2 separate regions of the Homo sapiens genome follow, and region 2 is linked to region 1. A link is a contact called in ENCODE Hi-C or POLR2A ChIA-PET data. All regions are on one chromosome and are shown on one strand. Each heading gives the region's core, a stretch centred on a gene start or an enhancer-like site at or near the end of the contact. The rest is flanking DNA. Distances are from core to core; before and after follow the strand shown.

The links. Hi-C counts contacts between places; a loop is a spot of excess contacts on that map. ChIA-PET counts read pairs that join two places held with the same protein, here RNA polymerase II (POLR2A). Pooled maps may share reads with other maps.
Region 2: a loop to region 1 is called in a pooled map, with 2.8 times the contacts of the local background. The contact joins the promoter of LINC01569 here to the enhancer-like site in region 1. A Hi-C loop is called at or near these places in 2 of 50 pooled maps. POLR2A ChIA-PET finds 5 or more read pairs at or near these places in 2 of 52 experiments (A673 and activated CD8-positive, alpha-beta memory T cell).

Annotation. Positions count from the first base shown.
Region 1 is chr16:4,030,053-4,037,583 of GRCh38, forward strand. The region is part of intron 2 of ADCY9 (adenylate cyclase 9); the gene reads right to left. Among named protein-coding and RNA genes, the nearest start is that of ADCY9, 83 kb to the right of the region's middle. Within about 2 kb of position 2,884, at least 6 of the 41 ENCODE cell types and tissues checked have a DNase peak (open chromatin) inside an H3K27ac peak, as active enhancers do.
Region 2 is chr16:4,250,288-4,257,818 of GRCh38, forward strand. It overlaps LINC01569 (long intergenic non-protein coding RNA 1569), which reads right to left and starts at 3,502. Exons shown (of 3, transcript NR_039999.1): 1 at 3,360-3,502; 2 at 1,035-1,747. It overlaps TFAP4 (transcription factor AP-4), which reads right to left. Exons shown (of 7, transcript NM_003223.3): 7 at 6,899-7,531. RefSeq lists enhancers at 2,384-3,006, 3,071-3,280 and a silencer at 3,511-3,770.

The DNA of each region.
Region 1 (7,531 bases), core at 1,634-4,133:
AACAATGTTATCACCATTTGTTATCACCATTTGTAAAACAAGTCGGTATTACCGATGGAAGTTGAAGACACTCACACTCTATGGCTCAATAATTCCCCTTCTAGACATTGATTTCGGCCAAAGAAATGCATGCAAGTGTGCACCAGGATACAGTACGTAAGTATTCACAGGGATTATTGTAAAAGTCAAAGCCCAGAAACAACCCATGTATCCATCAAGAGGAGGATCGATGGATACGTTGTGATATGACCGAGAAGGCACAACAGCAGTGACGATGAAGGAACCCCAGCGTAAGCAACAGGCAACAGGAATGAAGCTCACAAACTTTACACTGAGTGACAGAGGCAGCCACAAAAGAATATATACTGACCAGGGGCAGTGGCTCAAGTCCGTAATCCCAGCACTTTGGGAGGCCTAGGCGGGTGGATTACCTGAGGTCAGGAGTTTGAGACCAACCTGGCCAACATGGTGAAACCCCGTCTCTACTAAAAATACAAAAAATCAGCCAGGCATGGTGGTGGGTGCCTGTAGTCCCAGCTCCTCAGGAAGCTGAGGCAGGAGAATCACTTGAACCTGGGAGGTGGAGGTTGCAGTGAGTCGAGGTCATGGCATCGCGCTCCAGCCTGGGCAACAACAGCAAAACTCGGTCTCAAAAAAAAAAAAAGAATACACACTGCAGGTTCCATTTGTACGAAATTCAAACACAGGCAAACGCAATTTATGGTGCCAGAAGTCAGGACATGGTTACCTTTAGAAGGAGGAAGTGGGTAGCGTTGGGAGGGACACGAGGGAGGCTTCTGGGATATTCTGTTTCATCTGGGTGCTGGTTTAGTGGATGTGTTCCTTTTGTGATAATTCTTCAAACTGTACACTTATGCATTTTATGTATGCATATTACACTTCAATGCAAAATTTATTTTAAGAAACAGGAAACCAAACTCTTCAAAAATGCCAATAGCAGTAAAGAAAAAAAAATGTGCGGAACTGTTCTAGATCTAGATCTTGAGTGTCCTCTTTTAGGAAAAGATCATCCCTGATTGGATCCTGGATGAACACCATAAAAGCTCTAAAGGATACTGTTAGATGCTGGGGAAATTTGAACATGAACTATATATTTTATAAGAGTATTCTGTCAATGTTATATTTCTTGAGTAGGATAATTTGTTTTGTCTGTACAGGAGAATGTCCTTGTTCATAGGAGATACATGCTGAAGAATTTAAGGGTGCAGGGCCACAATGTCTGCAATTTAGTCAGTTAACGGTTCAATGGCTCAGCAAAGAAAAAAGAGGACAAATATAGATACACACACATACACATATGCACATACATATGTGTGTACTGTATTATATCCCATTCAGGGTTCTTGCACAAATGTGTGTATAATTATATTCACACATACATATATACACACCTACACTGAGACAGCCAAAGAAATTTGGCAAAATGTTAACCACGGGTCAATCAGGTGAAGTGGGATATTAGTGTTCATTATACTATTATTTCAACTTTTCTGTAGGTTTGAAATTTATCAAAATGAAAAGTTGCGAAGGCCAGGCACAGTAGCTCACACCTGGAATCGCAGCACTTTGGGAGGCCGAGGCGGGTGGATTGTTTGAGCCCAGGAGTTTGAGACCAGCCTGGGTAACATGGCGAAACCACTGGCTAATACAAAAATTAATCAGGCATGGTGGTGCACACCTGTAGTTCCAGTTCCTCAGGGGGCAGAGGTGAGAGGATCATCTGAGCCTGGGAGGTCGAGGCAGAGGTGAGCCATCATCGTGCCACTACACTCCAGCCTGAGTGACAGACTGAGACCCTGTCTCAATAAATAAATAAAATTAATTAATTAAAATTAAATTAAAAGTTGGAGAAAAAAGCAAAAGCAAGCCAAAAAACAGACAAGCCAAACACCCGACGCCAAGTGTTGAAGGACTCACAGTTGGATAAGAAAACCAAAAAGTCCGGGCGCAGTGGCTCACACCTCCCCAGCACTTTGGGAGGCCGAGCCGGGCAGATCACAGGGTCAGGAGTTCGAGACCAGCCTGGCCAACATGGTGAAACCCCATCTCTACTAAAAATACAAAAATTAGCCAGGCATGGTGGCCCGTGCCTGTAATCCCAGCTACTCGGGAGGCTGAGGCAATAGAATTGCTTGAACCCAGCAGGTGGAGGTTGTGGTGAGCAGAGATGGCACCACTGCACTCCAGCCTGGGCAACAGAGCAAGACTCCATCTCAAAAAAAAAAAGAAAGAACGAAAGAAAGAAAACCAAGAAGAGCAGAGACGGGACCACCAGGAATGGCAAGATCTGGCCCCCTGCGGCAGGTGGAGGGCAGGACGGCTGCTGGGTGGCTGGCTGTGCTCTCCTGCAACCTGCCTGGTAGATATGCAAAGGCGGTCACCTTATAACAATCAGATTGTACATTTATTTTACGTGGTCTTCCATCTATATCACACAATTTTTTTTTTTTTTTGAGATGGAGTTTTGCTCTTGTTGCCCAGGCTGGAGTGCAATGGTGAGATCTCGGCTCACTGCAACCTCTGCCTCCCTGGTTCAAGAGATTCTCGTGCCTCAGCCTCCCATGTAGCTGGGATTACAGGTGCCCACCACCATGCCCGGCTAATTTTTTGTATTTTTAGTACAGGTGAGGTTTCACCATGTTGGCCAGGCTGGTCTTGAACTCCTGACCTCAAGTGATCCACCTGCCTTGGCTTCCCAAAGTGCTCGGATTACAGGCATGAGCCACCGTGCCCAGCCTGTATCATATACTTTTTTAAAAAGAGACTTTACAGAAAAACAGACTGAGCAAACAGAGCTGCATGCCGGTGCATGAGCAACAAGTTATAATCGCACGCTGGAGGAAGAAAGAGGAAGCCGTCGGCCACACAGCTCCGCTCTGCCAAGGCTCTGCTGCCGTCCCTCACCCGCCCCACCACGTGGCAACCCAATCACAACAATGCCGCCGTCCCCCAGCTGCTAAATGCTCTCACCATTTGGTTGCTGTGCAAACACACCTAACTTAGACTTCAGACTGATGTCCTGGAGGTGCTACAAGATGGCCATTCTTTATGAGTAAGGCTGCCTTCCAGGGTAAAAATTATGATTTTCCCATAAATCACATATAAGCACTTAGCAAAAAATATTTAAAACTCTCATAAGTTTTGGTCCTAAATTCTTTTCTCTTGCTGTTACTACAAAAATGACAGAGACAAAAAATTTATTATTTATAACGGCTTGGAATCTAATTCCAAATGAGTTGCTTCCGTAGATTCACGTAATACTGCAGAACTAAATATGCAAGATTCCCGATTCCAAATGGAGGCCAAATTCCATCCACACAGGAGACAGAGGAACCCTCAGCAGTCTCTCCTTGAAGTAATTTTTTTTTTTTTTTTTTTTGAGACGGAGTCTTGCTCTGTCGCCAGGCCAGAGTGCAGTGGTGTAATCTTGGCTCACTGCAACTTCCACCACCGAGGTTCAAGCGACTCCCCTGCCTCAGCCTCCTGAGTAGCTGGGACTACAGACGCTAATTTTTTATGATTTAGTAGAGATAGGGTTTCACCATGGTGGCCAGGATGGTCTCAATCTCCTGACCTTGTGATCCACCCGCCTCGGCCTCCCAAAGTGCTGGGATTACAGGCATGAGCCTTGACAAGCTGACAACAGTTATCTATGTTCTTCGTCAGTTCATGGACTCGACACCAAAATGCCTGGGTTCAGATCCCAATTCCTGTGAAGGCTTAAGCAATTACTTAACCTCTTTGTGCCTCAGTTTCTGAGTCTGACAGATTATGGCAACATCAGTGACTTTACAGGGTTTTGAGGATTAAATGAGTAAATACTCTAAAGGGCTCAGATCTGTGCCTGGCACATATTAGCACCGATGCTGGCCTGTTCAAAAATTCTATTATTATTTGCTCAACAATTGCCTGAAAACATAGAAAAACTGTCTGCCACATACGCAGATGAGGGGAACAACGAAAGATTTGGTGGGTTTCAGAAGAGGTACAGGCCTGATGGCTGCCGTGCGCCAACAAGGTGAGCCTGCAGATCAGAGACCACGTGCATGAGCCACAGTGCATGTGGCTGCTGTGTCCCCTCTGCCTTCTCGGTCTTACACAAATGGTCTCTTGTGGCTCAAGTTACATACAGAGCTCCAACTTAGCCAAGGTGACGCAAAACGAACTCACTACACGTACCCCTTGTCAACTTGGTGTCCATATCTACTCCTCTTTTCAACCGTACTTAACTTCCAAATCAAGTAAATAGCAACTAGGCTTCCATGCCATATAATGCTACTATCCGTCTTACAACCAAAACCATGCTAACCCTCTCCCCAGAAGAGGAGCCAAAGTCCTTTTATGAACTTTTTTTGAGACAAGGTCTCACTCTGTCACCCAGGCTGGAGTGCACTGGTACGATTTCGGCTCACTGCAACCTCCGCCTCCCAGGTTCAAGAGTTTCTCCTGCCTCAGCCTCCTGAGTAGCTGGGATTACAGGCACCTGCCACCAGGCCCAGCTAATTTTTGTATTATTAGTAGGGGTTTATTAGATGGGGTTTCACCATATTGGCCAGGCTGGTGTCAAACTCCTGACCTCAAGTGATCTGCCTACCTCAGCCTCCCAAAGCGCTGGGATTACAGGCATGAGCCACTGCACCTGGCCCAAAGTCCTTTTACATTCTATCTGAGTGGTTATCCGTTGGCACCCCATGGAATGAAGAAGGAGACTGAAGTGATAACATAAGGCTGGTAGCTGACAGACCCCTGAAGTGTAACTATGAAGGCGGGCTGTGGACCTTGCCGGCTGGAAGCAAGACCCTTCTGGTCATCTTTACTACCAGGTAGAGAAGGAGAAGACACTCACCGCATACCAGGTACCAGGAAATGTGTTGATTTGTTCCAGCAACAAAAACACATCTGGCACAGCAGCTGTAACTGCAGTCACCGCCTAGTTTAAGTTTATGACAACCTGCTGTCATTCTCTAAGATCCATCCGTCTTCTAGACAAGCCAAATATGGATTAAACGGAGATGTGACACGATCACCACCCTTGCATCTTTCAAGTCCCTGATGGTGGCACTAATCTCTGCCATCCTCCCAGGAATGTGATAATTGCTTTGGGTTGACTATTTTGGTAGACAGAGGCAGTTCTGGCAGCTTCCACTTGGCCTTTGCTACCACAACAGCCCTCACTCCAGGGAACCAGTGTCAGAATTCTGCCAGGTGCTAAGTAGATATATATTTACTTATGCATTGCAGAACTGCAGAAAGAACCACAGGACAGCTATTATATCTTAATAATTACTTAATATATAATACACAATGATATGTGGGTATTAAATATTATGAGTCATTACTCTGAAATGGATTAAAGTTAATATAAGTGTAATTGCCATACAGAGTGATTATGGGTGCCCACTCAAAAGTCAGCCATACTCAATTATACACAAAAACACAAAACACACGTGCACACATGCTTAGATTGCCTCGCAAAGCCTATATGCATGGGAAGCCAATGACACACACGAGGAAAGATGGGAACACAGAGCTGCTTCTTGGTTTCAGGGAATCCTCACTTCTTTCTTCCTTCTCAGGGAAATTTCGCTTTGTTTCATGCTCGACCTCCAGCCTCCCAGGTCTTGGCCTTAAAGATTCCAAGGGGGCCGGGCACGGTGGCTCACACCTGGAATCCCAGCACTTTGGGATGCCGAGGCAGGCGGATCACCTGAGGTCGGGAGTTTTGAGACCAGCCTGACCAACATGGAAAAACCCCGTCTCTACTAAAAATACAAAATTAGACAGGCGTGGTGGCACATGATTGTAATCCCAGCTACTTGGGAGGCTGAGGGTGGAGAATCACTTGAACCCGGAAGGCGGAGGTTGTGGTGAGCCCAAATCGTGCCATTGCACTCCAGCCTGGGCAAATGAGTGAAACTCCATCTCAAAAAAAAAAAAAAAAAAAAAAAAAAAGATTCCAAGGGGCCCCAGCCCCCCTCCCTTCACTAAAGACAAGCCAGCTCCTTAGATCCCATGATGCCAGAGCTGTGATCTTCCAGTACACTGGAGAAGCTCCTTGTATCTTCCTATCTCCTAGTAGGCTGATTTCATCCACCAACAGCCACAGCACCTTGAAGCAACCCAGGAGCTGCTGTTTCCCGTGATCATGTGGTCAACCCTGGTCCTTCAAACTTCTTTCAGAACTCACACACACACCACGTCCCCTTATGAGTTTTGAGCAGAATGCTTTTTCTTTGAAAGTCTGTATTCAACACCCCCTTTTTATTTATACAAACTTGGAGGGTATGTGAGAAATTTTATGGCATGTATATAATGCGCAGTGATGAAGTCAGGGCATTCAGGGTGCCCATCACTCAAATACAATACATTTTGGTTTTGGGGTTTGTTTGTTTTTTTTTTTTTTTTTTTTGAGACAATCTCGCTCTGTCACCCAGGCTGGAGTGCAGTGGTGCAATCTCGGCTCACTGCAACCTCCGCCTCCCAGGTTCAAGCAATTCTCCTGCCTCAGCCTCCAGAGTAGCTGGGATTACAGGCACCCACCAACCACCCGGCTAATTTTTGTATTTTTAGTAGAGAAAGGGTTTCGCCATGTTGGCCAGGCTGGTCTCGAACTCCTGACCTCAGGTGATCTGCCTGTCTTGGCCTCCCAAAGTGCTGGGATTATAGGCGGGAGCCACCATGCCCAGCCACAATACATTTTTTGTTAGGTGAGAATATATATAATATTAGAATAATATTACTCTGCTCTCAAGCCTTGAACTTATTCCTTCTACGTTACTGCATGATGGTACCCTTTAACCGACTTCTCTTGACCCTTCTCCTCCCCGCCACTCACCCTTCCCAGCCTCTGTTACCCTTCTTGCCACTCTCTACCTCCATGTGATCAAACCTTTTAGCTCCCACATATAAGAACATGCAATATGTCTTTTGTGTCTGGCTTCCTTCACTTAATGACTTCCAAGCTGGGCATGGTGGCTCATGCCTGTAACTCCAGAACTTCGAGAGGCCAAGGTGGGACAATCGCTTGAGCCCCAGGAGTTCAAGACCAGCCTGGGCAACATAGTGAGACCCCATGTCTACAAAAAATAAACAAAATTAGACAGGCATGGTGGTACATGCCTGTGGTCCCAACTACTCGTGTGGCTGAGGTGGGAGGATCATTTGAGCCCAGGAGGTCAAGGCTGCAGTGAGCTATGATTGTGCCACTGCACTCTAACCTGGGCAACAGAGCAAGACTCTTCTCTAAAAAATAAAAATAAAAAATAATCATAATAATAATGACCTTCAGTTCCATCCATGTTATTGTAAATAACAGGGTTTTGTTCCCCTTGATGGCTGGACAGTATCCCACTGCATATACATATACCACAGTTTCTTTACCCATCCATTCGATGATGGCCACATTGATTCCATACCTTTGCTATTGCCAACATTGCTGTGATGAACATACAAGTGCAGGTATCCCTTTGATAGATCGATTTCTTTTCCTCTGGGTAGATATCTAGTAGTG
Region 2 (7,531 bases), core at 2,252-4,751, 220 kb after region 1:
GTTTATCCCTAATAGAGACTCTTAAAATAGGGCAGGGGACCAGCCAGGCGCGGTGGCTTATGCCTATAATACCAGCACTTCGGGAGGCCAAGGCAGGTGGATCAGTTGAGGCCAGGGGTTGGAGACCAGCCTGGCCAACATGGCAAAATCCTGTCTGTACTAACAATACAAAAATTAGCTGAGCACGGTGGTGCATGCCTGTAATCCCAGTTACTCGGGAGGCTGAGGCAGGAGAATCGCTTGAACCCAGGAGGCGGAGGTTGCAGTGAGCCGGGATAGCACCACTGCACTCCAGCCTGGGTGACAAAAGTGAAACTTCATCTAAAAAAAAAAAAATAGGGCAGGGGAGGCCACAGAGAACCAAGAATGCCTGGCCCCGCCTCAAAGAAATCACCCCCCAAACAGGGTCCATGACACATGCTTAGGACACTTCTCCTGAACTGTCACCTTACATGCTGTTGGTAGGAGAGAAAATTGGTACCATGCATTTGGGGGATGGTAGCTACTAAAATCTAGTTATAATAGCCCTAAGTTGGAAACAACATAAATGTCCACCATGGCCAGGTGCGGTGGCTCATGCCTGTAATCCCAGCACTTTGGGAGGCCGAGGTGGATGGATCACGAGGCCAGGAGTTCAAGACCAGCCTGACCAACATGGTGAAACCCTGTCTCTACTAAAAATACAAAAAGTAGCAGGGTGTCGTGGTGTGTGCCTGTAATCCCAGCTACTCGGGAGGCTGAGACAGGAGAATGGCTTGAACCTGGGAGGCAGAGGCTGCAGTGAGCTGAGATTGAGCTATTGCACTCCAGCCTGGGCGACAGAGCAAGACTCTGTCTCAAAAATAAATAAATAAATAAATAAATAAAAATAAATAAAATGTCCACCACTAGGTGAATGGATAAACAAACTGTGGTCTATTCATACAATGAAATAGTACTTAGCAAGAAAAATGAACATTTATGTTTACATAAAAACATAAATAAATCTCAGAGATATTGTGTTGAGCAAAAGAAGCTAGACAAAAAGAACTTACGTGTTGTATGACTGATACAAGCTTCTAGAACAGGCAAAACTCCAGCCTGGCCAACATGGTGAAACCCTATCTCCACCAAAAAATTGAAAAATTAGGCCAGGCGCAGTGGCTCACGCCTGCAATCCCACAACTTTGGGAGGCCGAGGTGGGTGGATCACCTGAGGTCAGGAGTTCGAGACCAGCCAGGCCAACATGGTGAAACCCCGTCTCTACTAAACAAAAATTACCTGGGCGTGGTGGCGGGCGCCTGTAATCCCAACAACTCGTGAGGCTGAAGCAGGAGAATCACTTGAACCCAGGAGGCAGAGGTTGCAGTGAGCTGAGATTGTGCCACTGCACTCCAACCTGGGCAACAACAGTGAAACTCCACCTCAAGAAAAAAAAAAAAAAAATTAGCCAGGCGTGCTGGCACACACCTGTGGTTCCTGTTACTCGGGAGGCTGAGACGGGAGAATCACTTGAATCCAAGAGGTGGAGGTTGCAGTGAGCTGGGATCATGCCCCTGCACTCCAGCCTGGGCAACAGAGCGAGACCCTGTCTCAATCAATCAATACACAACAGCGAAAACTAATATACTGTGACAGGAATTAAAACCAAGGCCAGGTGTGGTGGCTCATGCCTGTAATCTCAGATCTTTGGGAGGCCGAGGTGGGAGGACTGCCTGAGGACAAGAGTTTTCAGACCAGCTTGGGCAGCATGGTGAGACCTTGTTCCTATTTTTTAAAAAAAGAGAAGAAATTAAAACTATGGTGAGATTCCACCATACACCTACCAGAATACCTAAATAATGATAAATCTGACAATACTAAGTGCTGGTGGGAATGCAAGGCAACTGGAACTCTCATAAAAATGGTAGAGAATAGAGAACTACATACACATAAAACATTAAAAAACGTGTAAATCTGAGTAAGTCCCATGTACAGTACCAATGTCAATTACCTGGCTTCTATGCTAACTGTAGCTATGCAAGATGTTAACACTGAGGGATACTGGGTGATCTCCCTATACATCTCTTTCTTTTAAAAAAAAAAAAAAAAAAAAAGATAGGCCAAGAGCAGTGGCTGACGTCGTAATCCCAGCACTTTGGGAGGCCGAGACGGGCAGATCACCTTAAGTCAGAAGTTTAAGACCAGCCTGGCCAACATGGTGAAACCCGTCTCTACTAAAAATACAAAAAAATTAGCTGGGCGTGGTGGCGCACACCTGTAATCCCAAATAACTCGGGAGGCTGAGAAAGAAGAATCACTTGAACCCGGGAGGCGGAGGTCCACTGCGCTCCAGCATGGGTGACAGACCGAGGCTCTGTCTCAAAAACAAATAGAGATGAGGTCTTGCTATGTTGTCCAGGCTAGTCTAGAAATCCAGGGCTAAAGCCATCTTCCCCCTTCAGCCTCTCTAGTAGCTGAGACTACAGGTTAGAACCACCAACCCAGACTTCTCCCTGTACATTTCAATAATTATTTCAAAACTTAAAAATCTGAAAGAAAGCAAACTGCTTGATAGTGGCAGAAAGCAAGCATGAGGGGATTCTGGGGCTTGCTGGGGGTGTTGGCTACCTGGGTGTATGTTCAGTTTGTGAAAATTCACGGAGCGCCTAAGCTATGCACCCTCTTCTGAATGTGTTACCCAGTACTCCAATAAAAGGCTTTTGGCCCTGGAGAGGTGGCTCACGCCTGTAATCCCAGCACTTTGGGAGGCCAAGGCGGGCGGAGCACCTGAGGTCGGGAGTTCGAGACCAGCCTGACCAACATGGAGAAACCCCGTCTCTACTATAAGTACAAAATTAGCCGGGCGTGGTGGCGCATGCCTGCAACCCCAGCTACTCAGGAGGCTGAGGCGGAAAATCGCTTGAACCCGGGAGGCGGGGGTTGCGGTGAGCCCAGATCGCGCCACTGCACTCCAGCCTGGTCAACATGAGCTAAATTACGTCTCAAAAAAAAAATAAATAAATAAAACAGCCGAGCTGGAGGTGTGTGCCTGTAATCCCAGCTACTCAGGAGGCTGAGGCGGGAGGCTCGCTTGAGCCCGGAAGGTGGAGGCTGCAGTGAGCCGAGATCGCGTCACTGCACTCCAGCCTGGGCGACACAGCACGACTCTTTTAAAAACAGGTTTTGTTGAGTGCCGCATTGATCCGGTCCCTCCCACGCCCCCTGTGCTTCACAAAAACGTCAGGTCCGAGCTCCGGCGCGGCGGTCTCCTCCTCCGCGGGTCCGGGCCGGAACTCGGCAGAAGGACGAGCAGCTCCTTGGGGCCGGCAGTCTCCCATCGCACTGAGATTGACACGGCAATGTTTCGGATACTCTGGGTAAAAATTAAATGTCTTACGAAAAGTCCTGTCACCCGTTTCTTGATTACTTTTTACGGCGGCTTCCAGAACCTTTCGTCAGCGCGAGCTCCATGCCCGGAGGCCGCCGTCACCTGCTCTCCGGGAAGGCCCTGGGCAGGCAGGCAGCGCGCTGAAGGAGTCCGGGAGCAGATCGTGCGAGAGAGCGCGCGGGCGCCAGGCGCGGGGGCGGGGCCAGACGTGCGTGCTGGCGGGAGCGCGCGCGCCATGGCCTGAGGCGTCTGGGAACATGCGCGGCGAGGGGACGGGCGGGGCGAGTCCGGGAAGGGGCGGGGCCGCAGCCGCGCCCCTGACTTCCACCGCCTGCGGGTGAGACCGCCTACCATCGCCCGGCGCGCTTGAGCATGCAAGGGGAGGTGGGATTCCCCTGGCCCGCCCCCAAGCCACGCCTCTGGCCTATGAGAACTGAGCTGTCCCGCAGGGACCGAGAGAGGAGCCTCCGCTTTCGCAGGGGCTGGGCGTTCCGGGCGCACTGCGCCCTCTGTTGATCCTCTTAGGAGCTGCGTGGGGACCGTCGGGCCTGCCGTTTCGCACCTGGCCGAAAGGGGTCGCTGTGCCGGGCCAGATCCTATGTAAATTTAGCTGGATAATCTCAGCAAGAGAAAATTGGCTGCAGTGCAAAGAAGCCAGGCTCAAAAGGCAGGGTTATCCCATTTCTATGACATGTCACAGGTAAGACTATGGCAACATAGATCAGTGGCTCCTAGGGGCTGGGTTGACCACCAAGAGGCATGGGGGGCATTGGAAATGAAGGAACTAATTCATATCTTTTTTATTTTGCTTTGGTTTTATTTATTATTTATCTATTTATTTATTTTTGAGACAGTTTCGCTCTTGTTGCCCAGGCTGGAGTGCAATGGCGCGATCTCGGCCCACCGCAACCTCCGCCGCCTGGGTTCAAGCGATTCTCGTGTCTTAGCCTCCCGAGTAGCTGGGATTACAGGCATGCGCCACCACGCCCGGTTAATTTTGTATTTTTAGTAGAGACAAGGTTTCTCCATGTTGGTCAGGCTGCTGTCGAACTCCCGACTTCAGGTGATCCGCCCACCTTGGCCTCCCAAAGTGCTGGAATTACAGGCGTGAGCCACCGTACCCGGCCTGTTTTATTTTTTCTTTAAATCATATCTTGATCATAGTGGTGGGTAGGAAACTATGCATTTGCGTGTAGGAAACACGCAAAACCAAAAATCAGAAAGTGTGACTTCTACTAAATGTAACTACTTTCATTTTTAAAAATTATTTATTTATTTATTTATTTTTTAAGATGGAGTGTCGCCCTGTCACCCAGGCTGGAGTGCAGTGGCACAATCTCAGCTCACTGCAACCTCCACCTCCCCGGTGCAAGTGATTCTCCTGCCTCAGCCTCACCAGTAGCTGGGACCACAGTTACTGGCATTCGCCACCATGCCAGGCTAATTTTTGTATTTTTAGTAGAGACGGGGTTCCACCATGTTGGCCAGGCTGGTCTCAAACTCCTGACCTCAAGTGATCCGCCCACCTCGGCCTCTCAAACTGCTGGGATTACAGGCGTGAACCACTACTGTGCCCAGCCTAATTTTTGTATTTTAGTAGAGTTGGGGTTTCACCATGTTGGCCAGGCTGGTCTTGAACTCCTGACCTCATGTGATCCACCCGCCTCGGCCTCCCAAAGTGCTGGGATTACAGGTGTGAGCCACCACGCCCAGCCAACTACTTTAATTTTTTAAAAAAGATATTAAAACCAGAAAGCAGGTGGTTGCTGGAGACTGGGAGGAGGGGGAAGGAGTGACTGCTTCATGGAGTCATTTTGGAGTGACGGACATGTTTTGGAACCAGGTAGGCTGTGTAACACTGTGAATGTATGAAGTGCCATTGAATTGTTCACTGTAAAATTCCAAGAAAACCTGCAGACTCCTGCCTTTCTGTGAAGAGTTCGTGTCCACTGTCATCGTGGGGTGAGCTGTGATTCTGCCTTCTGCTCTGGCCTCAGTCCCCAAGCACCCAGCACTGTGAGCATGAGGCATAGGAGGGGACCACGGTGTAAATCGATCTCTGGTCACGGAAGAGTGAAGGATTTAAAGGACCATGGCCTAGCCTGGGCAACATGGCAAAACCCTGCCTCTACAATAAAATATAAAAAAGTCAGCCGGGCCCAGGCCAGGCACGGTGGCTCACACCTGTAATCCCAGGACTTTGGGAGGCCAAGGTGGGTGGATCACCTGAGGTCAGGAGTTCAAGACCAGCCTGGCCAACATGGTGAAACCCCATCTCTACTAACAATACAAAAATTAGCTGGGCATGATGGTGGGTGCCTGTAGTCCCAGCTACTCAGGAGGTTGAGGCAGGAGAATCGCTTGAACCTGTGAGGCAGAGGTTCCAGTGAGCCAAGATCGTGCCATTGCATTCCAGCCTGGGTGACACAGCAAGACTCCATCTCAAAAAAAAAAAAAAAAAAAAAAATTAGCCAGGCTTTGTGGTACAGGCCTGTAGTCCTAGCTACTAGGGAGGCTGAGGTGGGAGGATCACTTGAGACCAGGAGGTCAAGGATGCAGTGAACTGTGATCAAAACACTGCACTGCAGCCTGGGCGACAGAGCAGGACCCCATCTCACACCAAAAAATAATAATAAAAATTTAAAAATAGCCAGGCATGGTGGCTCATCCCTTTAATCCCAGAACTTTGGGAGGCCGAGGTAGGCGGATCACTTGAGGTCAGGAGTTCAAGACCAGCCTGGTCAACATGGTGAAACCCTGTCTCTACTAAAAATACAAAAATTAGCTGGGCATGGTGGTGCACTCCCGTAGTCCCAGCTACTTGAGAGGCTGAGGCAAGAAGATTGCTTGAACCCAGGAGATAGAGGATGCAGTGAGCCGAGATCACGCCACTGCACTCCAGACTGGGAGACAGAGACTCTGTCTCGAAATAAAGGACCATGCCAATCCCCAATAGGATGCAATGTCCTTGTGCCGTTATTATCGCCAATTTTTAGAAGAAGAAATTGAGGCTCAGAGGAAGCGGTTTGTCAGAGGGGGAACTGACCTCTGGCAGACCAATTCCAGGATCTTAGCACTTAAACACCACACCACGGGGGGGCAGGGGGGTGCTGGGGGGGTGCGGTTGGAGGGGGTGGGGTTCCCCTCCTAGGGGAGGAGAGGATGAGGCTCAGAGAAGTTACAGAAGCCCAGGAAGTGGCAAAACCTAGGGATTAACCAAAGCGTAGGGACCAAGCAGGGCCCCTGAACACCTGTGTCCTTTCCCAGGTTTTCGGAATCGGTGGCTTGGTTGTCCTTCTCTCCTTGCCGCCCACCAAAGAGCCACTCCCCAGCCTCAACACCATCTTCCATCTTTACAGAATACCCAGGGTCATCCCAGGGAAACTGAGGACCCCAATTTTTCATCGCAACACCACACACAAGCTGAGGGAGTAACTGTGCTCACACACACCCAGTCCGCTTTGGGGGGCCCAAGGAGCCCCCCTACTCTAGATGGGGTAGCCCTGCCCTGGTCTTCAGGCCAGCCCACACCCAGGAGACTCAGAATCTAAAAAACAAAGTACAAACTTTATTTTGTTTCTTTACAAAGGCACGGTGGCCTCTTGGTTTTTTTCTCCCCACTTTCTTAACAAAATATAATAGCTTCTCCTTGAACACGAAGACCTCAAAATTGTAAAAAAAAAAAAAAAAGAAAGAAAAAAAAGAAAAACAAAACAAAAACAGAAAGCAAACCAAAAAGAAATAAAAAACCAACAACAAACAAAACAAAAAGAGAGAGACAGACATTTTTGGGGTGGAAGATGAGACCTGGAGGCAGAGGTGGGGGCTGGGGGGTGGGAGAGTGGCGAATTCTAGTGCCGAGATGGGGAAGGGGGAGGGGGGCACAGCAGCAGCAAACCCCAACCAAGAAGCAACGGAGACCTCCGGGCCCCCAGAATGCCCCAGCCTAGTCTTACCCCCAACCATGTAAGTGCTTAAAGGAGAAAGAAGAAAACCCAAAAAGAGGAAGGAAAGGGGATTGAAGGCTGACAATCCCAGGCTGGCTCTGGGCAGGGAAGAAATAACCTGGGGTTTTGTTTAATTTTCCCTGTTCTTAAAAAACATATTTAAAGGAAAAAATGCTTTTTGGCAGAGAGAGGCCAGGCATCTCCGTGTCAGCTTCCTCCAGCCCCCGGGGCCGA